Regions from separate parts of the Homo sapiens genome. Here region 2 is linked to region 1. Evidence: chromatin loops called from intact Hi-C (ENCODE). Cell type or tissue: PC-3. All regions are shown on one strand. Links, peaks and the distances in the headings refer to the core of each region. The heading gives the core; the rest is flanking DNA. Region 1 has its middle 80 kb from the start of SEC61G-DT. Region 2 overlaps EGFR (epidermal growth factor receptor).

What was found. Hi-C counts contacts between places; a loop is a spot of excess contacts. Peaks named below come from ENCODE experiments on the same cell type or tissue, not always from the same donor. Only the 100,000 strongest peaks of a DNase experiment are listed, where the experiment ranks them.
Region 2: a loop joins it to region 1, with 2.4 times the contacts of the local background. A loop is called at or near these places in 3 of 110 quality-filtered maps.

Annotation. Positions count from the first base shown.
Region 1 is chr7:54,832,003-54,847,354 of GRCh38, forward strand. No RefSeq gene overlaps it. Among named protein-coding and RNA genes, the nearest start is that of SEC61G-DT, 80 kb to the left of the region's middle. RefSeq lists an enhancer at 1-14 and a silencer at 2,315-2,506. In PC-3, for the core only: CTCF peaks have their summits at 7,819 (motif pointing left) and 9,907 (motif pointing left); DNase peaks (open chromatin) are centred at 6,359, 6,669, 7,749 and 10,479; H3K4me3 peaks cover 511 bases; H3K27ac peaks cover 5,191 bases.
Region 2 is chr7:55,078,502-55,093,853 of GRCh38, forward strand. The region is part of intron 1 of EGFR (epidermal growth factor receptor); the gene reads left to right. Among named protein-coding and RNA genes, the nearest start is that of EGFR, 67 kb to the left of the region's middle. In PC-3, for the core only: no CTCF peak of the experiment used is centred there; DNase peaks (open chromatin) are centred at 7,990 and 8,460; H3K4me3 peaks cover 1,585 bases; H3K27ac peaks cover 3,355 bases.

The DNA.
Region 1 (15,352 bases), core at 4,111-12,110:
CAAAGGGATGATTCACATCCTGGGTGTGATGGACGGGACAGTATGATATTTCATCACACTACTGAGAATGGCACACAATTTAAAACTGATTCTTAATTTCTGGAATTTTCCATCTAACACTTTTGGACCATGGTTGACCACAAGTAACTGAGACCGCAGAAAGGAAACTGCAGATAAGGGAAGACTACTGTACTTCAGAACATCATGTTGTTCATAATAAATACAAACAATTTTTCTGTCAACTAAAAAATAAATAAAAATAAAATGTTTACTACCATAAAAAGAAAATGTGATATACACATATAATGGAATATTATTCAGCCTTTACACGGAAGGAAATTCTAACACATTTCTGCAACATGGGTAAACCTTGAAGACATTAGGCTGAATTAAGTGCACCATTTGATTCAATACATATTCTTTTAAAAAATCTATTCCACGTCCTCTAAAATATACCATACAACTTTCAAACACTGAAAAAATACACAAAAAATATAAAGTAGAAAAGGTGTTAGGAGTTATCTTAGTGAGTATTTTTACAAAACAGTAGTTAAAAGATTATAGCAGATGGAAATAAAGTAAACAAAATAGCATTAAAGCATTTAAACATCATTAAAAAGATTAAATCATTGTTGGTTTTAAAATACACCTATCCTCTTTCTCTTTTCATAATATGTACCTCAAAAATACAATAAAATACTAGTAGAAATTATCTCTAGAAGTTGATATCACAGAAATTATTTTTGCCTTGAGTTTTTTGCGATGATAATGTATTACTCTTAAAATCAGAGAAGCTGTAATGCCATTTCAAACAAAGTAGAAAAGCCTCCCCATTCCCTGCCCCACCACTTCCCTCTTGCAATGCGGTTTTTCAATAGAAGCGCAGAGTAGAGGAAGGTGATCCTAAGGATTCTCCTCCTAAGAGGGCCAGGACTGCACCTCGCTGGCCTGGGGTTCACACAGGACTGGTCCTGGAGCCCTGCCTGCTCCATCTGGGGGAGGAAGCCCAGGACTGGGCTGCAGGTTTGTGAATAGGGGCACCGAGGCGTGCAGCGACGCTGAGTGACTCTTCCATAATGCAGGGCTGAGTGGGCAGCAGGCCAGACGTGGGTCAGGGAGCGTTCATCCCGAACCGTGTCCAGCCCTGGCCTCGCCGGCCCAAGTCGCCCGCCCTGTGCAGCCAGGGGACGGCGACGAGGCTGAAGTGCCGCTTGTTTCCGAGCCTGGATGAGTAATGACGCGTTTCTTTTCCAGAAGCAACGTAAATCTGGCTTGAGGCTGGCACAACACAGCAGGAGCAGTGCAGGCTGGTGGCCAGGCGCCCGGCCCTGCGGCTGCCGAATCTTCGCGAAGCCTGCATCCGAGGCGCGCACTGGTTCCAGGCCCTGCGGCCATGCGAGGGAAGCCGCAGCGGTGGCCGCAGCGGTGGCGGCTCCTAGAGCGGTGCGGGCTGGTGCTGGCGGCAGGTGGGATGGAGGGGGGTGGGCTCTTCATGTCTCTCAACCCCTGATTAGAATCCGTGTCGATTTCTGGACACGCGGGCCGAGAGGAGCTGAGATCCGGCCGGCATTTCTCAGCCATGAGTTCTTTTTTGTTTGTTTGTCTTTGTTTGTGTTTGTTTTGAGACGGAGTCTTGCTCTGTCCCCAGGCTGGAGTGCAATGGCGCGATCTCGGCTCAGTGCAACCTTCGCCTCCCGGGTTCAAGCGATTCTCCTGCCTCAGCCTCCTGAGTAGCTGGGATTACAGGCGCCTGCCACCACGCCCAGCTAATTTTTGTATTTTTAGTTGAGATGGGGTTTCGCTATGTTGGCCAGGCTGGTCTCGAACTCCTGACCTCGTGATCCGCCTGCCTCGGCCTCCCAAAGTGCTGGGACTACAGGCATGAGTAACCGCGCTTGGCAACCATGGGTTCAAAGCAGGCGCAGGGAAGCTTCCGGAGGGTGCCTGGACGGCAGCTAAATGGTTGGGGCCTGGCTCCTGGCTGACCCTGTCTCATCCCGGGTGGCCGGCTCCCACCCGTTTCTACAGGGCCGGCCTCCTGCCCTAGGATTCTGACTCTGCAGGCTTCCTAGCCCAGGATTCCTTTTTTTTTTTTTTTTTTTTTTTGAGACAGAGTCTCACTCTGTCGCCCAGGCTGGAGCGCAGTGGTGCGATCTCGGCTCACCGGTTTCACCGTGTTAACCAGGATGGTCTTGGTCTCCCGACCTCGTGATCCGCCCACCTCGGCCTCCCAAAGTGCTGGGATTACAGGCTTGAACCGCCGCGCCCGGCCCCGAGCCCACGATTCTAACACGCAGTGGAGGCTGAGAGCCTTGGCTGGGGCGCCCTAGCGTCAAGCTCACCATGTGGCCTTTGCGGCACGTCTGCTTCTCTCTGCCTGGACCGCTCGGGTTTGAAGGCCCAGGGCGGGCCCCAGACGTCTCAGGGGCCATAGAGGCGCTGCTTCCGGAACTGCTGGAAGAGGATGACCAACTGCTGCTGCCAGGTCGAAGCGTCCTTGCGGAGGGACCCTACCAGGAAGGACAGGGAGCCACAGCCCTAGTCCCCTCGGCTCTCCTCCCGCCTCCCAGTGCCTGGTCCAGTGTCCCAGTGGCGGAAGCGAACAGGGACCAATCCGCAAAGGAGAAATTGAGTTGGCAGTGACATTGCCGGAAAATCACTACTGCGGAGTGCGGAGAGGTGGTTTGGGGCTGATAGGCAATGGTTTAATTGCAGGCAGAGTCTTGCGCCTGATTTGCCTATCATAATGTCCTTGGTGGAAGTTATGGACTTCCACCCACCCTGCTCCCACCCTCAGTGTGTGCATTAAATTCAGAACTCTCACCAGGCCCTATGTTTGCTGTGTCCCCTGCCTCACTTCATGCCCTGTACAGTGACCTTCCGTCCTGTCCTCATGCTCACCGCACAGTCTTTGACCAGAGTTTTTGCATCCCCATCTCTGCAACTTCCCTCAAATCTGCTGCAAGGCAACACATCCTCTGCCTCCTTTAAATCCCGATTCAATCCTCACTGCCCCGACCTAAGTCAGTTCCGTCCATCATAAAGTCCCTTGACGCCATGCAGCAATTCAGCAATTCAGCATCATATTTATCAAGGAAGCTTGCTTGCATTTGTGAGATCCCTTTGGCACCTCCCTCTGCTAGAGGATAAATGCCAAGGTCGTGAACTGCCTCTCTCTCTCTTTTTTTTTTTCTGAGACGAAGTCTTGCTCTGTCACCTAAGCTGGAGTGCAGTGGCACGATCTCGGCTCACTGCACCCTCTGCCTCCCAGGTTCAAGCAATTCCCCTACCTCAGCCTCGGCAGTAGCTGGGATTACAGGCGCACACCCAGCTAATTTTTGTATTTTTAGTAGAGACGGGGGGTTTTACCATGTTGGCCAGGCTGGTCTTGACCTCAGGTGGTACACCCGCCTCAGCCTCCCAAAGTGTTGGAATTACAGGCGTGAGCCACCACACCTAGCCGAACTGCCTCTCTCTTTGCTGGCCTCTTAACACCTTGCCTGGCACAAAGGAGGTCCTCAAAAATGTGTGTTGAATAAAACTTGCACAATTCACTAAGCAAGACTCCTGCACTAAAGATACCTATTTTAAAACTTACAGAGTTTCTAGTTAGCTAGAACATAGTATCCAAGAGGCTGAGAATCTTTGCCTAACCATTTTAGGACCCTTTTACTCCGTGAAGCCAGTGCCCATCACAATGGCTTTCACAGAGTAAAAGGGTCCTAAAGTGGTTTTCCTGGGCATGGTGGCTCATACCTGTAACTCCTGAATTTTGAGAGGCCAAAGTGGGAAGATTGCTTGAGGCCAGGAGCTCGAGACCAGCCTGAGCTACATATTGAGACCTCATCTCTACAAAAAAGTTTTAAAAATTAGCCAGATGTGGTGATACACACCTGTAGTCCTAGCTACTCAGGAGGCTGAGGTGGAAGGATCTTCTGGGCCCAGGAGTTCAAGGTTTCAGTGAGCTATGATGGTGCCACTGCATTCCAGCCTGAGCGACAGAGTGACATGCTGTCTCTAAGAAAAAAAAAAGGGTTTTCACTCCTATCTCTAATAACTCCTCTTCTAAGAAAATATTACAAGAATGTAATCAGAAAGGCAGACAAAGATTAAATACAAATTTAATTATTATTTGCACAGAAACAGCTGGAAACAAGCTAAATATCCTATGTTAGAGAATAATTGAATAAACTATCAAGTACTTCTTGATGGAATATTATGATGCCATGAAAATAGTACCTGAGAATTTCTTTTTTTTTTTTTTACTTTGGAAACATTTTATGGGATGAGGATAAGAAGAAAATTTAATATGCTACATGTTAAATTATTTCAACTGTGCAAAAAATATACAGAAAGCAATTGGGAAAAGTAGCCAAATAAAGAATGATGCTAGGTAGTTGATTGTTTTATTTTCTTTTATTTTTACCCTTTTTGTATTATTCAAATTTTCCACAGTGTCACAATGAATAAATCAAAAGCTATGTAAAAATTAAAGAATTTGCCGCAAGTCCTGGGTTCATAACTGTGACTGATAGACAGCAAAAGGGTAAGCAGCCAACATAGCCAATGAGGACCGCATGCTAATTAGGTTCCTGGCACAATTTCGGAATATAAGAAGGGCAGACAGATTATCCTGGGGTCCTCTTGTTCAGGCTGGGGTGTGAACAAGTGAGGGTGAGCATTCTTCCAGAGACCCTGCGAACAACTCAGTGGGGTCACGCAGTGCAGCTGTGCTTAGTGGAGGGTAGGCAGTCAGGACAAAGTGAATCCTCGGGTTGTGACCCAGCACGTGATGTTAGCAATGTGGTGCCTTGGTGCAGACTGAGTAATCTCTCCCATTTCTCCTCCTCCTGAGAAATTCACGAGGCAGAGAGTGGTGGACCGACAGGAATAGCTGCCAACCCTGAGGCAGAGATGGACGTCTAGGGATCTCTGGTGGGAAACATGCCTGATCACAGATAAGACTCCTCAAGCGGCAAAAACACCCTGGCCTAAGAAATGGATAGGAACGTAGTTTGAAACCTTGCACTCGATCACCCTGTTCCCAGTGGAAATAGATGCCTGCGCTATAGTAAGTGTAAACTTTCTCTCGCTGTCTTTCTTACACGCACACACACAAATACACACATTCTCTTTCATGTTGACCTGAGGAAAGTGACCCAGTGGCCTGACCCAGAACCTGATTCCTTGCACACATCTTGGCGCAGCCATTGAGGTGCCCAGCACCCAGACACACAGCATTTAACTGGGGCAGCTGGCTTCTCAGACCTGCCTGGGAACGCTAACTGGGCATTGGATACGGTGCGAGAGAGAGCTCAGAATGCGTTTATGGTGTCCAGCAGATGACCATCCCAGTGTGGGACTTTACAGTAGTAATGAGCAATGGAAATTTTGAAAATATTTCTCAGAAAACAACCGCTGGCCAGAGAGCCCTAATTTAGGAATCTTGCACAACTTTTCCATCACGTGATGAATTTTGAGTTTCTAGTGTCACATGTGCCAGAGTTTTCAGAGTCCTGAGGCCTGTTTTGCTTTGTTTTCTTTGCCTTTTTATAATACTAAAGATTAAAGCTAGTCAGATATTTTGGGATATTTCAGTTAAACAAATCTCTGTATTTCAAAGCAAAAACGATAGATAATACTGTTTTTGCTGGTGGAAAATAAGCTAATCGTCCTTGTTGCCTGAAGACTGCTTTTCAGCAGAACGGCCAGGCCCTGCCTTCACATAGAGATGTTACAGGCTCTGAGTGAATGGAATAGGTGTCCAGGCCAGGTAGGACTTAAAGTTTCTAACAACAAATTAAATGGTTGTTGTCGAGCAGAGTGAGTAGAGTTTCATGAGTTACATGAAGGATTGTAGGTGTGGGTGCCCCTGAGCCTCCTCACACTTCAGTGTATTTGCGATGTTGCATTGATGCTGTTCCTGAGCTAGGGATTCAGAATTAAGCTGACGGAGCCCACGCCACGTGAACTCCAATTCCCACTGCAGTGTCCTTGATCCACACTGACATTCCAGAGCACCCCCGTTCCGCTCTGCAGCAAAAGTTAAGACACCAGAAGCCTTTGTAAATGATCCCTGAACATTCAAGCATGTTCCTCCAGTCAAAAACCAATACAATGCCAAGGATTTACAGGAATTGTTTTGGAAAATTATATACATTGAATTAGCCCACTCTTGTTCAAAATCATTGCACATCCACTCTTGGATAGAACAGTATAATGCATGTAAAGCACTTGTCAATCCAGACAGCTATATAAATCTTAGTTATTTTTATAGTATAATTGACAGAGCTCTCATCTTGAGTCATCTAGCAAATAATTTATAAGTGCCTACTACATGCCAAGCAACATTCTGGGCCCTGGGGATAAAGGAAGGAAAACAGATAAAAATTCCCCAACCTAATGGAACTTGTAGTAAGGGAGGAGAAAATAAACAAGACCAATAAGTAAAATAACTTGTGCATTAGATAAAAAGATATGCAAGAGAAAAACAGAACAAAAAGGAGGGGTATATATACTGGGGAGGGTGAGAACTTTAGGTAAAGTAGCAAGGAAGGCCTCCCCCAAGGGTGATAGCTGGGTAAAGTTGAGGCCAGTGCAGCTGCAGTGCCTTGAGGGGTTTGGGAGGTGGGCGGTGGAGGGAGTAGGAGATGGGGCCAGGGATAGCAGAGCCCAAACTGTCTAAGGGAATAGCCTTAAGGGACATTTTAATGATGTTGGCTCTTACTCTGGGTGAGATGGGACGTCACTGTAGGACTCCGAACAGGGAAACGGCACAAATTTTAACTTCATCACTGGCTTCTTCTTTGAGCTCTTTCTTGACCTCGGTTGTCTTGTCATTGAAAAAAAAGGCAGCAAGTGTGGTTGTGTGCCAGGCCTATCCTCCCACTTAATCCCGCTGTTAGATTTTATGATCTCTGCTTTATTTTAGAGGCTAACGAGGGTAAGTATCTGCCTAGAGTCATGGAGCTAGTAACTGACGAAGCTAAGGTGGAATTGAGTCTGTTATTTTCTGTTCTAATAACCGCATCACCTTTCACAAAATAAATGCATCTATCAGAAGAATTGGTGGACCAATCTTGGGGACATGGGGAGGCAAAGTTGAGTCACAGAGAGCCCTGGTTGAAATATAGGTTCCATTTGGACAAAGTTCAGTTTACAAGGGACTTTCACATCCATGCCTCATTTGATAAGCATGATGGTACTAAAGCACCATTGCCCGGATTGCAGAGGAGGCACTTGGTAAGGTGTAGAAAGCAGAATTTCAGATGATAGTCCAACACTGTATTCTTCGCAACCTTCTCACTGCTGGACACCCAAGGACTCAGTAAGAGGGAACAGGAGAAAGAACATGACTTCAAAACCTAGCTCAGATGTTACCTGTCAAGTTAAGAATTAGAAACACAAGTCCTGCAACTGGGCTTATGAACACAGTTGATCCCTGGGAGGTGGGGTGATCCCCAGGAGAAAACAGGCAAATCTGACTCGGGTCCCACACACTGCAGTCATTATTTTACTGTGTCTTATAGGCTGTGCTTTGCTTTACGGGCTTAGATCTACATCTAATTTGGTTCCCCTTCAATATTTCAATCTTCATTCAGGGCTCTGCTTCCCTGGGTCCACCCACGCCCTGTGTCCCCAGCTTGACCCGACAGCTTCCATGAGTAATCGGGTCTCCACCCTGGGGATACCCTCCCATCTGCAGGCTGCATCTGCACTTGGCTTGGGACAGCCTTGGCCAGGGCTGCAGGGTGTTCCCTCGTGGCCGCCTGCCTCTGCTCCCTGCCCTTTGCCTCCCTCTGGTGGGCACAGTGGCCATCCTGGCAGCAGGGCTTGGTCAGGGCCTTTGAAGTGACCTGCTGTGTCAGACTCTTTGGGGCTTAATGTGGGTCAAACTCATCTGCAGAGCTTGTTTTGAACACACATTGCCAGGCCCCAGCCCCAGAGTGTTTGATTCAGTCAGCCTGGGGTGCATCCTGATAATGTGCATTTTTAAACAGGTTCCCAGGTGATGCTGATGCTGCAGCACACTGAGGAAGCCACTGCTGCAGTCCCACCAGTTCACGGAAAGTGGCTGCAGTGTGCAAATGTTTCAGAACTGCTGGGGCAGAGACCAAGGCCCTTGTTCCCTGAAACATTGATTAAGACGCCTAGGCTTCTCTGATGCCTGGGTCCATGTATTTAACAAACGTTTATTGCATACACAATGCGAGGTGCAACACAGTAGGCACAGCAGTCATGACACACCCCCAGCACCTCACAGTCAGAGGAAAAACAAGGACAAAAGAGCCACATTTAAGCAGAATTAGATTCCAAGCTGCAGTACAACATTTTTGAGGAACTACCCCCCTCCAGGATTAAAGTGTTTACTTTGGGAAAGTCCTTCTAATAATGGTATACTTCCAAATTCATCAATAAAAGACTTCAGCAGTTAAAAAATAATTATCATCAAGGATAACATTTTCAGACTACTGACTTTGCTCCAGGTCCTTTCAAAGTGTTGATTCATTTATTCCACACAACAGCCTATGGAAGTAGATTCTGTTATTTCCCCCCATGTTACAGATGTGAAAACTGAGATACAGAGGGTTAAGTGACCTGCCCAGGACCACACAGAGAGGAAGAGGAGAAGTTAAGATTCACACCCTACCGATCTGGACGTTATAGTCCATTCATAAAATGATTGTGATACATTTGAAAGCTAAAAATGTTTTTTTTTCTGTTGAAAAAGTAACAAACACATGTATAAAATCTGAAATTTAAAAGGAGTTACAATATTTTCAAAATTCCGCCATGTCCCCACCACCCAGAGAGCTGCTGTTTACCTTCTGGTCTGCCAACTTCTTTAGGAACAAGAGAACTGCAAATATATGGTACCCAATTGAGATACAGAAAATTGTTGTAATCTACATTTTATATAATGGTGCTTAGAAATACAATCTACACATAATTATACAAAATGCATGTCTATTGAAAAAAACTGAATAACAGTAGAAAGAACAAAATAAGAATCATTCAATACTTCAGGATTACAAATTCATACTCCAAGAGCTTACGAGAATTAAATGGAAATTAAAGAACATCTGTATAGATGCAAGATAACGAGATGAGGAACATGTCTCTACATAAATATTCACTGAATTCCTGATTTTCATTTTTACACTGACATTTTTACTTTGTGCCTTTATGTTATCATTGAAGATGTCCCTTCAGATACTTCAGATATTTTACTTTACATTTTAATGGTTTTAGTGTGGTGGAGACACCCTGAGAAGCTACTCAATCTTTCTCATTCAGTAATTTTCTATTTTTCATCTTAACTCAGGACAAAAAGACACAAACAGTTTATGATGTTAGAGAAAGAGTTGAAAGTAAAATTGGTAGACATATGGATTGTTAATTTCTCTAGAGGATCCCAAGGGAAATAGAAATATTTTAACTGAGTGTTTTACATTGTTAACTCAATGCTTTGTCATATGTTTTGCTTTGACCAATGCACTTGAAAATTTTCTCTAACTTGCTGAAAGGGTAATGTAGACAAACATCTTTGCATTGCTATTTATTTGCGTTTAAGTGCATGCATTCTGGTAATAGTGTTTCCCAAAGAATAGTTTGTGGACATTAGTCTCATAATGTTCCACAGAAGAAGGGCTCTGTGGTCTAACACGTTTCAGGAAACATTAATACCACAAATCCTCCTCTGGGTATGTGTAATATCTGAGAACTTCTAAAGAGGAAAAAATAAAGCCACTAGTATCATTAGTATCATACGTTTTGATGACTCTGAATGTCAGTTTTCACACTAGGTCACTTTTGTATAACTGTCAGAGAGACATGCTATAAATTTTGGGGATTTTACAGTACAATATTGCACATCATTCACACTGAAGTGCATATGTCACGCCCCCTGGAGGACACAGAGCCAAGGCCAGCAGGTCAGTGGCCTTGGTTTGCAGCAGTGTTGGCAGAAGCACTTTATTCTCTTTCCTCCATTTCCTATGTGTACTGGAGACGCAAAGTAAACCAGGTTGTCTGCCAAACTTGAAGGAAGCCAGAGAGTCCAGAAAACTGTAGGCTTTCCTGCACCCAGAGGGAGATATTACTCTTGGAAATAAGACTTTTTCAAACGATAACCTTCTAGGTGAAAGAAAGTACTATTTGAGCTTCTCTTCTCCAAACTGTTGGTCTTTCACAATGAAAAGAGTTTGGCCTCAACAAGTGAACAAGGACCAAGGGTAACTAAACAGCTCAGGCAGACACAAAAGCCTGGTTGTTGCAACCGAATTGACTTAGCATTTACTGCGTTTTAAAACTCAAATCCATTTGGTAAGGGGGCCTAATCATCTAAGAAAAACAGTCATGTGAAGAAACAGGATGCTGCATCTGATTGATTTATAAAAGCATCAGGTTACTGAAGTTTTAGCCAGCTCATAGGAAAAATACTTTCCCATTTACTCCCCATTTCCTTCACGTCAGGATAAACTCATTCCCACACTACAAAATATGCCTTCAAAATCCCATACCCTGCATGAGACCAAATTCTTTGGCTTTTGGAGGGCTTTCTCCACAGCCTGAAATTGATTCCTGACAGCAGTTCCTTTGTGGCTTTGCTCAAACAAACTCGGAATCTTTTGGCTCATGGCACCAGCAGTAATTGAAAGAAGATACCACCACTGTTTTGTACATTCATGGAGCTGCTCAGGAGAAATGTGCTTTCTTTCCTGATCAAGGCTTTACTGCACTGCAATTGTCTTTGGTCCCATGTAAGCATGTTTATCGTTCCTAACATCCCTTTTGCTGTTGTTGTTTAGTTGTTTTACTTTTTTATTTTTCAAGGATAATTTCAATAATATTGCCATGTACACAATGGCATGTTACATATAAATATGTCAACATAATGTCTATAACTTATTATATCTGGGTATTTATAGCAGAAACATAGACAGTCATAAATACATACTCAGGAAATTCCGGGCTATTTCTGATTTTCAAACACATGTAATATGTGGTCTCATTGAGAGTTTTCTCTGTTGTTTCTGGAGAACATTATTTACACAGCCAGAAAACAAAAACTTTTTTAAAAGTACAACTAATTTTAATATGAAGAGGAATCTGCTTTTGCTTTGTAAAGGTGTATTTTCTGTAGAAATATTGAACTGACAAGGGTGTGAAGGAAAAGTATTTTCCAAGAGAAGGCAAATGTGGAACTAGATAGAAAAGAATGAATTAGAAAATTATGTAGATTTTGGAAGATGTTCCTCTATTTTTTTCTATTATCTAAGTTTCATAGATATTTTTTTCCTATGGAAGGAATATCTGTCTTGATATTTACTGTAGTTATGATTGGAATGGTGCTATTTCTCCAATATATGAATGGAATACTCTTAGTGATAGGGAAATTTTTCAGATATCAATAAATGAATTGTAAGTATCACGGTGTTGCTTTTCTTGCTTTACACAAAATACTGCTGGGTTTCTTAGCTATAAACCATAAATCCTTTGCCTTATGGCCCTCATAGTGATTGAGATTAGAAGTAATTGATCCATTACTGAACTAGTGTTATACTAGGCATCAATGAAGATGTTTTCTTTGACATTTTCTGTGTAGCCTTCTAATAACAATAGCATTTATCGTGCACTTACATTGTGCATTGTTTGTTTGGTACAAGCATAAGCTCGCTTAACTTCAAAACCTGTAAGGCATAGTTATTATTATGATTATTTCTGCGCTCAGAAGAAGAAACCAAAACAAAGGTTAAATAATGTGTTGAAGGTAAAGAATGGTGTAAGAATTAAACCCTGGTGGTTTAACTTCCTGGGATTTTAATCATTTCTTTTAACACTATTAGTTCTCTCTTAAAATGAACATGCTCATTAAATTAATTCAAATCAATATTAGGCTGCCCTTTTAAAAAACTCAGAGCAAACAAGAACAATTAAATTATGTATTTACTTGCCTTTGACCTTGAGCAATTGACCTTTCTCTAGACAGGGCTAACAATTTTACTTGGATTTGAGTAGCTGCAAAAATTGCTGAGAAGTCAATTTAAAGTCTTAGGAAAACGTTTTATCAGACTGAAGTCTCCTAAATCATTTGTCAATCACTTGTTGGTAGTCATTTAAGTCGAGCTCAATCGCCCTAAGCCACATATTCATTTTAATCCATGAATAATGTAGTAATGACTCATTGACAGCTATTAACCAGCTCCTAGAGTTTTCATACCTGCAACTTTTAAGGGATTCTAAGCAAAGCATTCTAGAAATAAAACAATATAAATAGAAAGTAGTCATTTCACTTTCATTTTAGGGTAGATGACATGATACAAGGATGACTTTAGTAATAATCAATTGCTCTATGATACCTAGAGTTGTCCCTTGGTGAAACTTGGTTTCACAGCTTCTACCTCTCAAATGTATCCAGAATCCAACCACTTCTCACTACTTTCCTTCTCACCACTTGTGAAATAAAACCCCTGGCCCTGAATTTAAATCCTGCTCCAAGCCAAATCATCATGCCTCCCCTGGATTTTGGCATTAACTCCCTAAACTGTCTCCTAAATTGCCACCTTTGTCCACAGTATTCTCAACAGGGAAGCCAGGTGATCCTTACAAAATGTAAGTGATACCATGTCATCTGCCATCTACAAATCCTATTCCTTTCGCTCAAGGCCTTTCTTCCTATGGGTGTGAGGCAGCAGGTTCACTGCTTCCCTGTGATTCTGACTTCGTCTCCTCCTGTTCTCCTCCTCACTCATGCCACTCAACCCGCAGGCTCCCTGTTGTTGACCCCGCCATGCCCTGCCTGCACACGAAAATAGTTCTCTTTAGCCTGCTCTGTGAATTCCTCAGAATTTATAACTTCCAGCACCCCATATGATTTGTATATTTATTATCTTTTGTGTAGTATTTATTATTTATCTTACCTGATGAGAATGTAAGCTCTCTAAGCAAGTGGAGCTTATTGTCCGCTCTGTTTGAACAAAACAGATCAGCATCTGGTAGGTTGTAGCACTCAATACATATTTATGGAATGAACAAATGAATGAATGAATGATTAAATGCCATTAGCTGGACCCATGCTTCCATGGTCAAACATGATGCTAGGACATTCAGTTCAGTCAGCGTTTGTATACGGTATTGGTCTAAAGGCAAATGATGACCATACATAAGAAATTAAAATACATCATAATGAATGGCATTAAAAGTCAATAATACTAGCTTGAAAGACAATAAGATAAGATGGTGGAAATAGACCCTGGTACTGAAATTGACTAAACTTTAGTTAAAAGAAATCCCTGTTCCACCATTTATCAGCAAGATGACCTTTGGCAAGTCACTTTAGCATACTAATCCTTAGCTCTCTCCCATATACAATAGGGAAATCTGTGCTGCCTACTTAATCTGGTTGTTATGAAGAGTAAATGAGTTTACATATTTAAGATGCTTAATATAATTTCTTGATATGTAATAACTATTGGGGGAAGTAATAACATAGTAATTTAAAAAATGTAGAGAGAGCCTCAGAACAATCTGAAAAACACATCCCTCTTAGTTATTATAAACAATTAGTTTTGAATCAATAATGCCTGATGAATAATAGTTTTTTTAAAATGGGCAAGAATTGACCATTGATCTTTTAGAATTTCAGAGTTGGAAGTTGCATAACTATCTAATATTTGGTTAATTCTAAACCTTTTAGCCTTGGTCAGCAGTCCTCAAAACTTTTGGTCTCAGGACTCCTTCATACTCCTAAAAATAACTGGAGACCCCAAAGAGTGTTTCCTTATGTGGGTTGTAGGTATTGATATTTTCTATATTCAAAATTAAAACTGATAACTTAAAACAATTATTTATTAATTCATTTAAATAATATCAATAATACACCCATTAGATAGTAAAATAAATTTTCTTTACAAAACTACATTTTTTAAACAAAAAATTTAGTGAGAAGGGTAGCATTGTTTCACAGTTTTGCAAATCTCTTTTTTTTTGAGATGGAGCCTTGCTCTGTCCCCAGGCTGGAGTGCAGTGGCACGATCTTGGCTCACTGCCACCTTCGTCTCCCAGGTTCAAGCGATTCTCCTGCCACAGCCTCCTGAGTAGCTGGGATTACAGGCACGCACCACCATGCCTGGCTAATTTTTGTATTTTTAGTGGAGATGGGGTTTCACCATGTTGGTCAGGCTGGTCTCGAACTCCTGACCTCGTGATCCACCTGCCTCGGCCTCCCAAAGTGCTGGGATTACAGGTGTGATCCACTGCGCCTGGCCTTTGCAAATCTCTTTAATGTCTAGGTTAATAGAATAAAACTGGATTCTTCTATCTGCTTTTGCATTCAATCTGTTGTGATGTCATACATAATGCAGGCTTTGCAAACCCCCCTCAATCACTCATGACAAAATGAGAGTGGAAAAGACAAATAACATATTAGTAATACAGTCATGTGTTGCTTAACCAAAGGAATATGTTCTGAGAAATTCATTGTTTGGTGATTTTGTCATTGTGTGAACATCATAGGCTGCACTTACACAAGATGATACAGCCTTCTACACACCATGGTGGTATAGCCTGTTGCTCCTAGACCACAAACCTATGCAGCATGTTACTGAACTGAATACTGTAGTCAATTGTAACACAATGCCAAGGATTTGTGCATCCAAACATTAAAAAGTACAGTAAAAATAAGATATAAAGGATTCAAAAATGGTACACTTACAGGGCGCTTCCCATAAATGCAGCTTGCAGCGGGGGAAGTTGCTCTGGGTGTCAGTGGATGAGTAGTGAGTGAATGTGAAGGTCTGGGCCATGATAGACTTTATAAATAGTAAACTTAGACTATGCTAGATTTATAACAAATGTTTTTCTTTCTTCAATAATAAATTAACCTTAGCTTACTGTAACTTTTTAACTTTATACATTTTTATTATTTTTAACTTATTGGCTCTTTTGTAATAACACTTAGCTTAAAACATATGGTACAGCTATATAAAAATATTTTCTTTCTTTATATTCTTTATAAGCTTTTTTCTATTTAAAGTTTTTTGGGGTTTTTTTTTTGTTACTTTAAAAAATTTTGTTATAAACTAAGACACAAACACACGCATTTGCCTAGGCCTACACAGGGTCAAGATCGTCAATATCGCTGTCTTTCTCCTCCATATCTTGTCCCACTGGAAGGCCTTCAGGGACAATAACAGGCATGGAACTACCATCTCCTATGACAGCAATGCCTTCTCGCAGATACCTCCTGAGGGATCAGCCTGAGGCTTTTTGTATAAGTACAGTCTGAAATAATGATAAAATTGTAGTATAGTAAATACATAAACTCCTCCCATCCCTGATTTTCTTAAAA
Region 2 (15,352 bases), core at 4,331-12,330, 250 kb after region 1:
TCCTTCCCTCTGAGCTGGTCCCCCGTGGGGAACTGCTGCCCAGACTGACCTGCGTCCTTCCGCACGTGCAGGAAAATGTCCACGTGCACTTGTCAGGGTGGGGGCCACACGGGCACCACCACTGATCATCTGTGGGATCGAGTTACTGCCCATGCAGATCCCACGTGCAGGGCCCAGTCGCTTTGGTGAGAGAGTGGACGCTGTGGTGACTCCACGGTCTGTGGCTGTGCTCAGGAGGACAGAGAGGGGACATCCTGAGATGGTTTGGGCAGCCCGCGGATCCTGTGCATGTCCCCAGAGCGTCCACTTTCTCCATGGAGCAGTGGAGTGGCGTTGCTGAGACAGAAAGTTCAGGTTCTCCACTCCCCATGCAGCCCCCACTCCCCTGTCTCCGGCCAGGCACGCGTCTGGGGTGGAGACTCCCGGTGCCCGGGGCCCTCCAGACCTCTTTCCCCACCCCAGGGAGCAGGCGGGTACTTCTATTCCGTTTGGCTTCAGAAGGGAAAAGAGAACGTAAGTTCAGGGAGTTCTCGTCCATTCCTCTCCCGTGGGCCGGGCAGGCAGCAGGGACAGCCTTCAGGAGCCAGGAGGGGCTCGAGCTGCGAGGCCCTGGAATGAGGCAGGCATGGGCTGAGGCTGGAGGGAAAGCCCCGCTAAGGCTGGGCGGGGGCGGGAAAACTTACCACCAGGGGACTCGAGATGGGGAAGGAAAGGTCAGAAGAGGAGAGGCCAGGCACGGGGTGTGGGCGGCCTGCAGAGCTGGAGCAGGTGCTCCGCCCAGAGCCAGGCATGCACACTCAGAGTAGGTGGCCTGTGCAGCGGGGAAGAGGGGCGGGTCGGCGTGCTGCTGAAGATGCAGGAGCTGCGGCCTGCTCTGTGCGTGCTGAAGGTGTGGTGAGAAGCACTTACAAAAAGAAATGGACTGTGTTAGGATTGCACATTTTACTTTGTTTCTCCCAAATACGTGTTCTTTGAATTTTTTTCCTTCCAGGGCCAGGACTGGAGTGATGGTTGAGACAGGCACGCACTGGGTCTTGTCTGCATTTACATTTTGAGATTTTGTTCAGCATGGATTTTATGGCGTTTTTTTGTTTGTTTGTTTGTTCGTTTTCAAAATACTGCACGGTTTATCGTGAAGACAGGGTCCTTTGCTGCCGTCTTAAGTTTTGGGCCCAAGAACGTGCCCCACCCTAGGCCCGGGCCTGCTGGCTTCATAGCTCTCATCATTCCCACGGAACCTTAAGACCTGAGGACAGAAAGGAAGGAAACAAGCCCAGTAGTCCGTGAAAATCCAGGGTCCCGCCACTCCAGGTGTCTGCAGCAGAGCTGAACACACGTAGGCTCTTGCCAGGAGGGGCATTTGTATGTGCTGAGCATTCCTTATATTCTCAATATGACGCCTTTGAAAGATCTGTGGTTTGCAAATATTTACTCTCAGTCCATAACTTATCTTTCCAACCTCTTACCAGGCTCTTTTGCTGAATAAAAGTTTTAAATTTTGAAGTCTAATATATTTTTAATTTTTTTATTTTATGGATCATACTTTTTGTGTCAGGTTTGAGAAGTCTGCACCAAAGTATGTCCTGTGGTTTTCCCTTAGGTCATCTTCAACAAGTTTCATAGTATTTTGTTTAGATGTAAATCTGTGGCCCATTTTGAGTTAGTTTTTGCACAAGAGTTGAGGTCAAGGTTCTTTTTTTGCCTGTGATGTTCAGTGGCTCTGGCACCATTTGTTGAAAACATGATAGCCAATGTCAAGACTTAATAGTTATAATAATCAGGAGCTTTTGTTTCTTTTTGTTTTGTTTTTAGTAACTGCCAGTCACTGCTTGTGGTATACATACACAATGGAATACTATTCAGTCTTAAAAAAAAAAAAAGAAGGAAATCCTGTCATTTGCATACCTGGAGGACATTATGTTAAGTGAAATAAGCCAGGCACCAAAAGAAAAACATTGCATGATCTCACTCCTTCATGGAATCTAAAAAATTGTATTCAGAGAAGCAGAGAGTGGAATGGTGGTTACCAGGGGCTGGGAAGGTGTGAGCTTGGGGAGATTTGGTGAAAGGACATAGAATCTCAGTTAGACAGGAGGAATAAGTTAAAGAGATCTATTGCACATCATGGTAACTGTAGTTAGTGACAATGTATTGTATACATGAAAATTGCTAAGAGAGTAGATTTTAAGTGTTCTCACCACACCAAAAAAAGGTATGTGCAGTAATACAGTCATTAATTAGCTTGATGTAGCCATTCCACAATGGATACATATATCAAAACATCATGTTGTATACCATAAATATATACTGTCTCTTTATGTAAATTTAAAAATAAGATAAAATAAATGTTATTCACTTGTCGTGGATGTGGTGGGGACAGGTGTGGGATAGCCCTCCCTGTACAACTAGGACCCAGGGGTGATCTAGTGACACTAGCCATTTATCAGGACGTATGGGTGCCAGTCAGGATGATAAAGCTTCCTTTTGGCCACTATACTACTTAGAAATGCCCTGCAAAAGGTGCACATCAAAGATTGAAAGCTCAATCCTGGATTTTAAGTGCTTCAAAAGTGCACTTAATTGCCACATTTTTGTCAAACATTTTCCCAGGTAGTATTTTTCCTCATGTAAAACAACAGCAATTTAATTTGAACAGAAAGCATTTTGAAACATACTTTTGGCAGGGTTCCTTGCAGATCAGAATGGAAATGATTAACAGGGCAATTATCAATCATGGACTTTTGGCGGCAGAAGGAACTGTATTGTTTGGTACAGTCTGGGCCAGGGCCACACACCGTAACGGAGATACTCTATTCTGTGGACGGTTGGAGGGGGCTGTGCTGAGCAGGGTAACTGCATCTTTTCCTAGACTGTTCACACTGCTGCCACGAAGGAGTCTTGTTTAGACTGGACCTGGCTTTCTTCTTCGCAATGAGTGTTGCAGACTCCCGACAAAGGCCAGGTGGTAAAGTGTGGTGTCTGTGAGCGAGAGCCTGAGATGCCTGAGCTGACCTGTCCTCAGCCACCTGCCATCGTGCAGAGGTGAGAGCAGCCCCTGAATTCTGCCCCTCGGTCTCTCCATAGCTAAAGCAAAACCATCCTTCCGTGCTCCCAGGACAAGCAGGCTATTACCAAATCACCCACTAACCCTGGGCGAGGAGGGGCCATCACTGCACAATTCATCAGTGTCTGTGACAGGAAGAGATTGTTTTAGACTGGTTTTTTTTTTTTTATTTGCAAGCTTTTTTCTCTCTCCAAAACGTGCTGTCAGTGTGTTCTAATTTACTCTGTAAGGAATTCTGGAGCTAATCATAGGCTCACAAAAAGCAGCACAGGAAAGTTTCCCAGATAACATCTATTTCAGTGGCTTTCAAACATTTTTGACCTTACCAAAGTAAGAAATACATTTTAATATCATGGCACACATACAGCTGTATCTAAACTTTCATAATACTGCCTTTACGATATCACTCTGATATTGTCTATTCTTTTCTGTTTATTTTTCTTTTTGTTCCTTGTTATGCTGGTTGTGACCCACTCCAGTGATTTCACAATGCAGGCTGGGTGGTGTCCCACAGTTTGAAATCCCAATCTAGGGCCTTCCTCTCACTGTACAAAGTAGGTAACTGGGGACATTAGTGGATCAGTGATCAAACCAAAGTTATTTGATCTTACCAAGTGATATCAGGATGAGAAAGCTGTTAGAGTGTCAGATATGTGAAGGAACTTGGGTCATTCCTGATACCTCAAAGAGAAAAAAGGTAGTCCTTGAACACCTCCTACTTGTAAAGGATGCACAATCCTACATGCCCCTCCCTTTCCTTTCCTCCCCTCTGTACCCCACCCCTGCCCACATTTTCTTCATAAGCAGCTTTGGTGTTTTGGCTTGTTTGTTTCCCTTGTCTCCTACCTGTGACTTTATAGCCTTTTGGAGACTCACAGCAATAGTTGTATTTAAACTCAGTGGGTGGCATCCAAGGCTAAAAAGGAGATTGCCTAGACACAAAACCACCCAAGGGAGAAAGCAGGACAGCATCTTACTATGATTGTTTCTTGTTTCTTCCTGTCTCATAAGGATTATTACCCAGGGTTTTCATTTTTTTCATTTCATGGTTCATTTTCGCTCCAGTGTAGACATACAATAGACCACTCGTCCCTGTGGCTCCGGGCAGCAGCCTCATCTGAGACCCTCCTGAGACATCTCGTGCAGGGCAGCCGTAGTGTGTGGCTTCCCCAGGGCTGCTCTAACAGATCACCATCCTTGCCATGGCTTAAGAAGCTGCAGATTTATTTGCTTACAGCTCTGGAAGCCAGAAGTCCAAAATCAAGGTGTCAGTAGAGTCTCTCTCTCTGAAACCTGCTGAGGATGATGCCCCTGGCCTCTCCCCAGCCTCTGGTGTTCCCAGCAGCCCTTGGCATTCCTTGCCTTGTAGATGCAAAACTCCGATCTCCACCTCTATCCTCACAGTGAGTTCTCCTGCATGTCTGTCTCTGTGCCTTCACATTCCTCTCTGTGTGTCTGTGTTTCCATCTCCTTATGAGGACACCCATCACTGAATCAGGGCCCACTCTATACCAGTAAGACCTCATTTCAACTCCATTACATCTTCAAAAACCCCATTCTCAAATAAGGTTACTTCACAAGTGCTGGAGGTTAGGACTTGAACATACCTTATTGAACAATCCAACTGATGACACATAGTAATTTATGCACTCGTTCTTGGAGACGTTGACTTTATTTAGTAGCATTAACCATGGCAATGTCACCAGCATCGCTGACAGCCTGAAGCATATGATCTCCAGAATGTATTTCAATCATCATGTTCACTTCCTTGGTATTCTTTAGACAATAACTCAGCCTTGAACTCCAGTAAAGGGTTTCCCTGGGATTTTCTTCTTGACTCACTCCACTGTGGCCTCCCTCATCCAGGACTGTAACAGACGCCTGACGTCAGTGGTCTAGACCTCTCTGCTGAATGTCATCTTTGGTGAATGTCTTATGAGAAAACACATGGTTGGTCACTCTTAGAAGGGCATGAAAGCCTGTCTGCAGTATAACCAAAACAGGCACATGGCGAGGCACACTGTGCGCATGTGTGTACAATTAATATCATGGTTTTAAATTATTTTCAGGCCAAGGGGAGATCTTTGCTGCATCTACTGAAGAAAGCGAATCTTTTTCTTCCTGAAAAAAAATGGCTACTTATTAGTCGAATTTGTGTTTTAAAAATATGTGAACTAATATAATGCAGACATGCATTAATGTTTAAATATACTGGAAGTTTTTGGTAAAATGAAACCCATTGTCTCTGTTGATTACTTTGATGAGTCAAGAAGTAACATCCTGGGAATGATTGGCCAGTTTAAATGAGTGCCTCAGGTTTTTGGAATACAAGAAATCAAGAGGAAGGGATTAGAACATATAGGTTAGCAAGATTGGGATCCTAAAATACAGACCCAAATGAATGGAACAAAATCAGGGAATTTATTAATAACAGGGTCAAGGCCAAATCAGTAACAAATATCCTGAGTGGAAGAAAGGTGGTTTAACAAATGCCCCTATGAAAGATAGAGATTGGCTTACCATGATGAGATGTAAGCCCAAGTTATGAGGTTGGCACACAAAACCACAAATGTCATAGCTTAAAACAACACACACTTCTTATCTCTGTTTCTGTGGGTCAGGGTCTGGGTTCTCAGGGACTCACAAAGTATGTTTTCATCTGGAGCTCCAGGTCCTCTTCCAGGCTCATAAGGGTTCTTGGCAGAATTCAGTTTCTTGAGGCTGTAGGACTGAGGTCCTGGCTCCTAGAGGCCACCCTCTCCATAAGCAGTTCTTAGCATGGCCGCCTGCTTCTCCAGGCCCAGTGGGAAAGCATGTGCCTCCAGGAGGGCTCAGTCCATTCTTCATGGCTTTTACCTGGTTAAGTCAGGCCCACTCAGGATAACTTCATTTTGTATTAAATCAAAACCAGCTGATTTGGGATGTTAATTACATCTGCACAACTTCAACTTTGCCATATAACCTAACCATGGGACTGATATTTATCATGCATTTGGGTCAAGTTGCATTAAGAGATATAATAAAGCTGGACAAGCTTCTGTTGATTAGAAGAGTTCAGTTACAAGGCTACACTTGGGAGGAATGTTTACAAACTGGAATGGTCAGAGGATGGGGAAGACACTTGAGAAAAGTCAAGTGACGGATGAAGGCAAATGTGGATATTTATCTGGGAGAAAACTAAGAGGAGTTATAATAGCTGTCTTCAAATATTTAAAGGGCTTTTATTAGGAAGAGGAATTTGGCATATTGGATTTTGCCTTCAGAGAAGTGGAGTCCTGAGATGCTCTTAGCCATTCATTCCAGCCTCCAGGGCTCACCTGCTGTCTTCTGTCCAGGTTCTCGGTAGCAGGGCAGTACAGCCCCATCCGTGATCTTCCATAGTCAGGCATATTGTCACACTCAGTGAGCGGAGAGTCAACCGGGAGGAAGGCACAGTTTCTCTGGAATGACCTACGGAATGGTACGCTCAAATGCAAATTCTCCTTCCCTTCCCCAGTCCTTGTCCTTCAGATGGTAATTTAGGAGCTGAAGGTCAGGGCACCAGCAGCCTTTGGAAGCCTACAGGACAACAGTCAGCCTGGCTAGAAAAAAAAACAATGTCACAGGCATGTTGTGTTTAATCACATGAAGGATATTTGCATTGTTTTCCAACTGATGCCAGCAGACACATTGTCAGTGGTATCATGCCTGGGGTATCAGAGTTGACATTGGGTTGCCCCTTCTCTGAGGCATTCATGTAAATCCTTTTAAGTTTATAAAACCTCCATGTGGCTCCTGCATGCTTCATCATTTGCATGTGTCTCTTTTTCCAGGGGAGGCAGCATGGGGAGCAGGATGCTGGTGGGCTCCAGGTGCAGAGAGCAGGGTGGGCGTCAGACCCCAGGTCCACTGTGCACGCCCTCTTGTAGAGCCCGTTCCGTTGTCCATGAGATGAGGAGTGTTCTTATCTCTAAAGTATTATCATGAAAACCTAACAATGTAGAAAGACTAAAGCACATGGGTGGTGCTTCATAAATAGTATTTCTCCCACTTTCTGAAAACTCCTGCTGAAGTAACTGCACAAGAATCCTTGAACATTTAGAATTCTGGTTTTAGCCATACCATAAAGTCAGTAGTGCGTGGTGGAATTCTGCTAACGAAAATTGCGAAGGATCAAGGCAGAGTACAGAGCTGGTGTGTAGCGGGTACCTTCTGTCTGCTGGCACTAGGTATTTTACACATTAAATCAGCTCGTTCTCACATCAGCTCTTTTAAAAATAAGGAAATGAGGAGCCACAGTGGCCCAACTGATGCAGTGGCAGAAGTAGAATTTGAGCTTGTGCAGATGTGCCTCCGTGTTTTGTCTCCTGAGCATGCTGCCCCAAGTTTGACAATACCAAGATTTGTACTGGAACATTCCCTCCCATCCCCACCCCCTAGAAGCCCCTCTTCCTCCCTTAGATTTGACACATAGTTTGAAACCACTATTAACTACCTTATGAGAGCCACTGTTTGTGAAGTGCTGACTATGTGCCAGGTCCCGTGCCGTGCAATTTTTGTGAATTATCTCGTGTCTACAGTGCCTCACAATTTCTCTGCTCAATACCTCCATGTTACTGCCGAGGAAAGGGAAGCTCAGAGAGAGTAAGTAATTTGCTCGAGTTAAAGAGCTGGCCAGGACAGCCAGGGGCTTGCACCCCGGAGCCTTCATCCACTACACTGTCAGCTGGTATCTCAACCAGCCATTACAGGCTGTAAAAAAATTATATAAGATAGTCTATGGTAATGCAGAAAAGTGAGGTTATTTTGCTCCCTTTCCCTTTGAAGAAAAAAGCCCTGGAAAGACATATCACTTGAGTATGGGAAAAAATGAAGCTGTGGCTTTTCTGTGAGTCAATTCTTTCCTGGCAGCTTCTTGGAATAAGACCAAGTATAGCAGCAGAGTTTTCTGTTTTAATTTGAGCTGCAGGGTGACTTTTTTTCTTCTATGCTTTCATCTCTCTGTGGCTTCTTTTGCCTCGTTAATTTCATGCCCTGCCCAGGCGGGCTACTGTGCTGCCCAGTCACCCGGGTCTGGGGCGGCCACCGCTGGCCAGCAGGCAGGCCCTCCAGAGGCAGAGGTGGCCACGCTTAGGTCGCTCCCGCTGTGGAGGCGGCACACTTGGGTGGCAGCACAGCTGTGATGTGGCGGCAGCTGGCAGCCCCATGGGAAAGATGTGTGAAGTGTGGGGTTTGACGACCCATGGGAGAACAGACTTTCTTCCTCTTCTTGTTTTCCCTTCAAAGCCGTGAGTCAACCTCAAATTCTCTGTCTTTTTTCTCCACCCCCTCGTGCCTCTCTCCCTCACGCTCTGCATCTCTCATTGCAAGCTTGCATTTTTTTGCACACAACACTATCTTAATATTTCTCTTTTCTGCAGGCAGGAAATGAGAAGTCATTTTTCAGGGTCATTCAGGAAGTCATCCAGAGTTATAATGGCCCATTATCTACTGGTCAGAGTTTACTTAGGCTTTCACTACTTCCACTGCCCACTTGAAACAGGGAAAAATATTTTCCCCCCGCGCTGTGAGTGTGCTATTTAGAGCTGACCACAAGCGGGGGGAAGAGAGGATGGCTCGGATGCTGCATTTCCACTGAGAACACAAGGCTGGCAAAGCTTGTCTGCTGCCCAGCAAGCACTTCAGGCTCACACCATTTTAGGTTCACTTTAAGTAGTTTCTCAATTGTTAAAAAAAAAACAAAAAAAAAAAAACCTGTACTCTGAGGATATGCTTATAATCCCATAGCTAACCCAGAATTTCTTAGAGAACTGATCAACATCAGCAGTGGCACTTACTGAAAATGCACATTCTCAGGCCCTGCGTAGGGCCTACTGAGTTAGAATATTAGAGAGCAGGTCTCAGAAACATTCTATCCGGCAGTCTTATTCTATGCACCCGAAGGGATAAGAGCCATGCTTTCATGAAACATGGGTTGTGTGTAAAATGTTTAAAAGGTATGGCAAAATGTGTTTGATTGGCACCAAGGATTTCTGGTTCCTCCTAGAATCATTAATCAAACTTTGAAGGAGAAATAAGAGAGTCGGCATTTTCTTGCACATTCTTTGTGATGTTGTGATGAGTTGGAAACTTCCCGATTGGGTTTATTAGAGCATGAACACCCAGGCACCCAGCTTCTAGCCAGCCCTGTCAGGCAGAGTCTCCTCGAAGATGTGGAAAGGACTGACCAACAGCTGAGGCCTACAGGAACCTGAGCAGGCAAGGGGAGAGGCACCCCGGAACCAGGAGCAATGGCCTTCCCACCCTCCCTCGTCCTCTCCTCTTCTCCTTTTGGAGTTGCAGGCCACAGAAAGGAAGTGACATGAGTCACTTTGGGCCTTCTTAATTCCTTCATCAAAGGCAGCACAGGTGTGTATGTGTGTTGGTGGCTAATTGAGGTAGGCCCACAGAGGAGATAACAGATGGACATACTATTTCCTTTCTTCCATTCTGATATAATTCAGGGTATAAACACACACACACACACACACACACATTCTCACTTCTTTGGCATCTACCACACCTGCCCCAGTGCCCATTTCTCTCCCACCTGAATAAAAAGCCCCCACAAAGCCTGAGGTACATGGAAAGGAGCAGTGGTCTGGCTCCCAGGAGTGTGAGAAGCAGCCATGTTTTCAGAGGCTGTATTCCACTTGGACTTGGCCCTACGCTGAAGGTAGGAGCGGATGGGGGAGGCCCCCTTCGCACAAAGAGCCCCATGAAAGAGTGCACAGTCCAGTCTATAAAACAGACGCAGAAAATGTGTGTAGGACTTCTTCCTGAAAAAGAGCGTGGTGCGTCCAGTACCTCCATGTTCATGGAACTTCCCAGTCTGCAGTTTACCCTTTTGTGCAACTCCCTTTTGGTAAAGCCCTGGTCACACTTCTGGTTGTTCAGATTATACAGGGATAATTCCAGAGTGATTTTAAAGTCAACTGCCAGGCATCCGCACTTGCAAATTAGATGCCTGGCACATGCTTGTGTTAAGGTAATAATTCATTACAATACAAATTACAGGGGAGTTCCTCTGGGCATGCGACCTTTCCCGTCATTTGGCTTTCCCTGTGATTATCAGGGGAGCTTCCATCGTGCTGCTAATGGGACCTTAACCATGTGTCAACCCATGGCTGTAATGCTGACACTGTTTTCTTTCTGGAATGAAAGGCCTTCGCAATTGAAACCAAAATGTTATCCAACTCAGTCCTGTCCCTTTGACGATGAAAACATCAAGTTCTGGAGACTGGCCATCCAGCCTCCCTGCCTCATCTCCCACGCCCTCCATCATTTTTTGTCTCTACTTACTTATTTATTTGGCTGTATTTTACGTACATCATGCAAAAATATTCCTCTTTGTAAAAAGTATAATGATTTCAGGAAATTAGAGGGTAAAAAGCAAGAACCATGCTTTCACTCCACTGTCAAGAGTTGTGGAAGAATCCTTCCAGCATTTTTTCTGTGTATTTTACATACATACAAATATATGTACAAATAAAGGTCGATCATTTAGGTTTTGTTTATATTTTTGTATATATGAGCTTATGTCATTCATACATATTGTTTTGCCTCTTGCTTTTTTTTAACTTAATTTTACTTTGCTTGAGAGCTTTTTGAACTGAAGTACGTGTAAGTCAGCCTATGCATGTAATGGCTCCCTCATCTTCTGTGAGGCTGTCACTAAAAAGGGGATTTAGCTTGTTCTGGGCTTTGCAGCCCGTACACTGGGCACTGTTCATACGTACTTCTCTGTGCACGCAAAGGAGGGCTTGCTAGGGAGGCCTGGCAGAGGGTGCCATTCAAATAGGATTTTCAATGGAGGAATTTTTAAATTTTCAGTTATTTGAATAAGTTTTAATATATATCCAGAACCCCAAATCATCAAGTTTGTTTTCTTCCACATCTGTCCTTCCATTTCTGAACTATTTTAAGGCCAGTCATGTCTCATCCAAGAAATCCCATCCTTTCACACAACACTATCTCCGTTTCATGGTTATGAATCTCTAAAAGCATGATTTTTAAAACATAATCACAATGCTGTCATCGAACTTAAAAATTAGCCATAAATCTCTTATGTTACCCAACAACCAGCCTACTGACACATCTCCAGTTGTCTCAAAAATGTGTTTTCCATTGTGGTTTGTCTGAAACATGATCCAAAAGTCAGACCCACCTCTCACCTTTCCCTAACCTGCCGGAGCCCATGTTTCTTTCCAGCCAGGCTTGGAGACCACCACACGGGATTTGCTTCTTGGGGCCTCCCTCTAACCAGCTATGCAGGATGCCCTCTTTCCTGTCAATACAAGCTGCTCAAAGGACTCATTCAGTTCAAATTCACCTATGTGAGCCTAGGTGATGCTACTTATTTATTTATTTATTTATTTATTTATTTATTTATTTATTTATTTTGAGATGGAGTCTCACTCTGTTGCCCAGGCTGGAGTTCAGTGGCATAATCTGGGCTCACTGCAAGCTCTGCCTCCCGGGTTCAAGTGATTCTCCTGCCTCAGCCTCCTCAGTAGCTGAGATTACAGGCACGTGCCACCACGCCCAGCTAATTTTTATAGTTTTAGTAGAGACAGGGTTTCACCATGTTGGTCAGGTTGGTCTCAAACTCCTGACCTCGTGATCCACCCACCTCGGCTTCCCAAAGTGCTTCATGTTTTCAGGAGCTGTACGTGCATTTTTAGTTTTGATGACCAGGTCCTTTTTCTGTTTTTTAAAGAACTTCAAATGATCTCCAGGGTACACAGCGCTTGTGTGCTGATGAAAAAGCTGGCAGTACAAAGGCCACCAGCCAAGGTCACACAGCCAAAAAGCCCCTGACCTCGGGCCCCTTCCCAGACCCTGGGTCTTTTGCTGCCACATGAATCTTCTTCAAGGTCCTATGTGTAGATTTTCTTGACTTGGCCATATTATTTAGGATTCAGATATAATAACAAAATAGATGTTAAAGCATAACATGAAGGCATTTAAAAGGGTAGAAAGCACATGATTTACTAAAACCATAAATCTTATGACCTGAAAGTTTCACCTAATCTCTTAAAAAATACCGTACTAAACCCTGATTGAAAATCAGAGCTCAGACATACAGCCTGAGATGCCAAAAAATGGCCAGGCTTGTCTGTTGAGAAAGCCATATGTAACTAACTGTTTGGAAATTCAAAATATATCTTATCATTTTAAAAACATCTTTCTTCTAAAGACAATCATCTTGGCTTCAGGAATGAGGCTAGTAAAAAGTGAAATACTCCTACTTGTGGAAGAAATCCTCATTTTAACCATGAAGAACTGAAAAATGCATTCTGATGTTGATGGACCCAACCTATATTTGGGTATTTTATGATGTACACAATATACTTTTGTATATGAGATTGTTATTAAATGTGACTTTGCTTTTTCAAGACATACAATGTTCCTCCGGGGGTCAGGCACTGTGTTTAGCACTTTGTCCTGACCTCATCTGACTTCTCAGCTGTCCCTGAGAGGTACCAGTGTGCAAGATCGCTGAGTTGGCAAGTGATAGTGACAATATTTTCACCCCAATTTCTAATTTAAAGACCCCGATTTCTAGTTTTGTTTTGTATTGGATTTGCACAATTTCACGTTCTGAAAGAGGATGCCCTCAACTTTGCAAAATGGGCCTTTTGAATGAAAAGGATCAGTCATGTCAGGAAAAGCGCTACAATGATGAAATATGATAAATAAGTCAGTCTTTCATCTGTAATTATCTACTATGGGGTAAAAAGTGATGAAAACTACCATCTTGAAAGGTTCTGGTGATAGTGGTTCCTAATGCAGTGAAAGATGTGTAAGTCAAAGATTTGTAACCAGCCAGGGAATGAGAGGCGAAGCCATAGCTGGTGGCGGGGGCCACATCTGGGTGTGGGGAGGCCACAGTTGGGTTGGGGGTGGGGCCTGCAGTTATCCACACCCCTCCCACCTCCCTTCGACAGTACAGGCTTCCTGGTTACCTTCCAGAGAGTAAGGCCAGGGAGAGTTGAATAAGTTGAGAAATGTCATGTCGAAGCTATTGGTGGAAAGAGTTCCATTAATTGACAATACAAGTCCCTACTACATTCTAAAATCTGGTCCTGACTAGTGGCAAGCCGGGCCCAGGAGTAGCACTTAAACAATGGCAGGCTTGTGTTGCTGGCAGGATACTTCAGCCTCAGAGGAGCTGTGTGCAGCTGGGGAGACTCACACTCAGAGGATTTCAAAGCAGAGGGCATCTCGTAGAGCAACTTATCCAAACCCTGACCCACTGTAAACACACACACACACACACACACACACACACACACACACACACACCCTGAGAGAGAGAAAGAGAGAGAGATAACTAAAGAGAGAGAACTAAAGTTTGGCAAAATAATACATGCTCTAATGAAGGTTTATTAATGATTAATCTACTCCTAGCATTTCCTAGTCCACTCTATCTCCTTAAAAAAAAATTCTGGTTGCAGCCCACTAACTTGATTGTACAGCTGCTTAATGGATAGCAGGCTGTAATTTTCAGAGAACTGTTTAATGCGGGCTACCTCTGTTCTTCCATGCTGCTTGTGGTTCCTGCTCTGCTCAGGACAGAATGGGGAGGAAAACAGGCTCTGCGGCACAATATTGGCAAGTGAAATTTTGTAAACCGGCCCTCCCTTCCTTTTGCATTTGGTCTGAAAATTCAATTAGATGCTGAGTCCTACAATGTATTTGAGAAGCCCAGGAGTGCCCTAGAGGATGAGACTGGGTGGCTCCCTGTCAGGTTGAACATTTGCCTTAATTACTTTGGCAAGATTTGCATCAGTGGTATTAGTCCCTGCCTCACTTGGAGGCCTGCACTTAAGTGGCCACATTCAGGCTCCAATTTCCTGGTGATTTCATAGTGTAGGGCACTTGCAATCAAAACTAGGCTTAAAGCCCAACCCTCTTACATTTTACCCACCCCCACAAATGCAGCAAATAAAATGACTCTGATTTTCATTCCCTAGACCTCTTTTCTATATTTATTACATTATTGTTAAGACAGTTTTTGAAGAAAGCTGTTTTATTTAACAAAATAGCTTTATGGAATCAACTTCATATATCTTCTCCGCCAGATCAAAACAAGCTCGTAGTATTAGATGTCACCGAGCACCATGACAGGCAGATGAACATCATCCCTGTGCCCGGCTAATGATAGCTCGGCCTGCCCCGGCGTCAGCCGCTCCTGGCAGGGCCAGCGGGCGGTGTGGGACCGGCACCGTATCTCCAGCAATTCGCAGATAACAAATATGGTTCTGATGATGTTACTAAAGATCTGTCCCTTTCAAGATTGGATTAGACATTAGGAATTTGGAGGGCTTTTTATTGCTAGCATTTTTAAGAATAACCAATTAGAGTATTGATTCTAAAGTCTGAAAGCCACATGGACAGAGTTCATGTAATTGGCTACTTTATGTGCCTCTTCCTAGATTGCCCTGCATTTTCAAAACAAGAGCCTTTCTATTTTAATCAAAAGAATCCAGAATGAAATGAGGCTTTGAAAACTCAGCCTATGTTTGTCTTGATTTCCTTAACTGACATCTAGAAGAAAATATGAGCTCAGGGGTCCGCTGGGTTCCTTCCAGCGCCTAAGCCTGTAAGCTCTTCCTGCTGGAACCAAGCTTTAAATGCACTTGTCAGTCATGTCCCATGAGAATAGATACTGCCTTCCATGTTTTTTTGTTCTGATTTCCGTGTTTGAAATGATGAAAATCATTTTTCTGTGCTTTTTAAAAATGGAATTGCTTTTGTGTTGGGAATTGTGCTGTTCATTTTTACTCTACCTCGTTTTGGAATCACTAATGTGGCCAATTTATAGCCAAAAATCAGTATCGTAGAGTGAGCAATGAATGGCATGGTGACTGTGTGAGCGAATTCATGCCCTCCCTCCCCACCGCTCGCCCCGCGTCTCAGTCCTCAGTGATGGTAAACAGAATGAGGACCTTCTCCCGACCGTGATGCGCCTCAGCCCTACTTCCCTTGTCCTTTCCTATCATAAAATCTTCTTTCATAGAAATGGTCATTTCTGTTCATATCTGTGGACTGTAAATAACAAGGAAGTCATTTTTGAGGTGAAAACTGCACTTAGACTCATTCCAATTTTGATGGAAACTTTTAGCTGGTGGATGGCATTTTGTTTTGTCTTAGTTTTGCAAGGAGTTATCTTAATTTAGGGAGATGAAACTAGTCTGTGATCCGAGGTCTCACTTCCATACATTTCTCTCGGGCAGTGTGGCTGCCTGAATCATGCCTGGATGC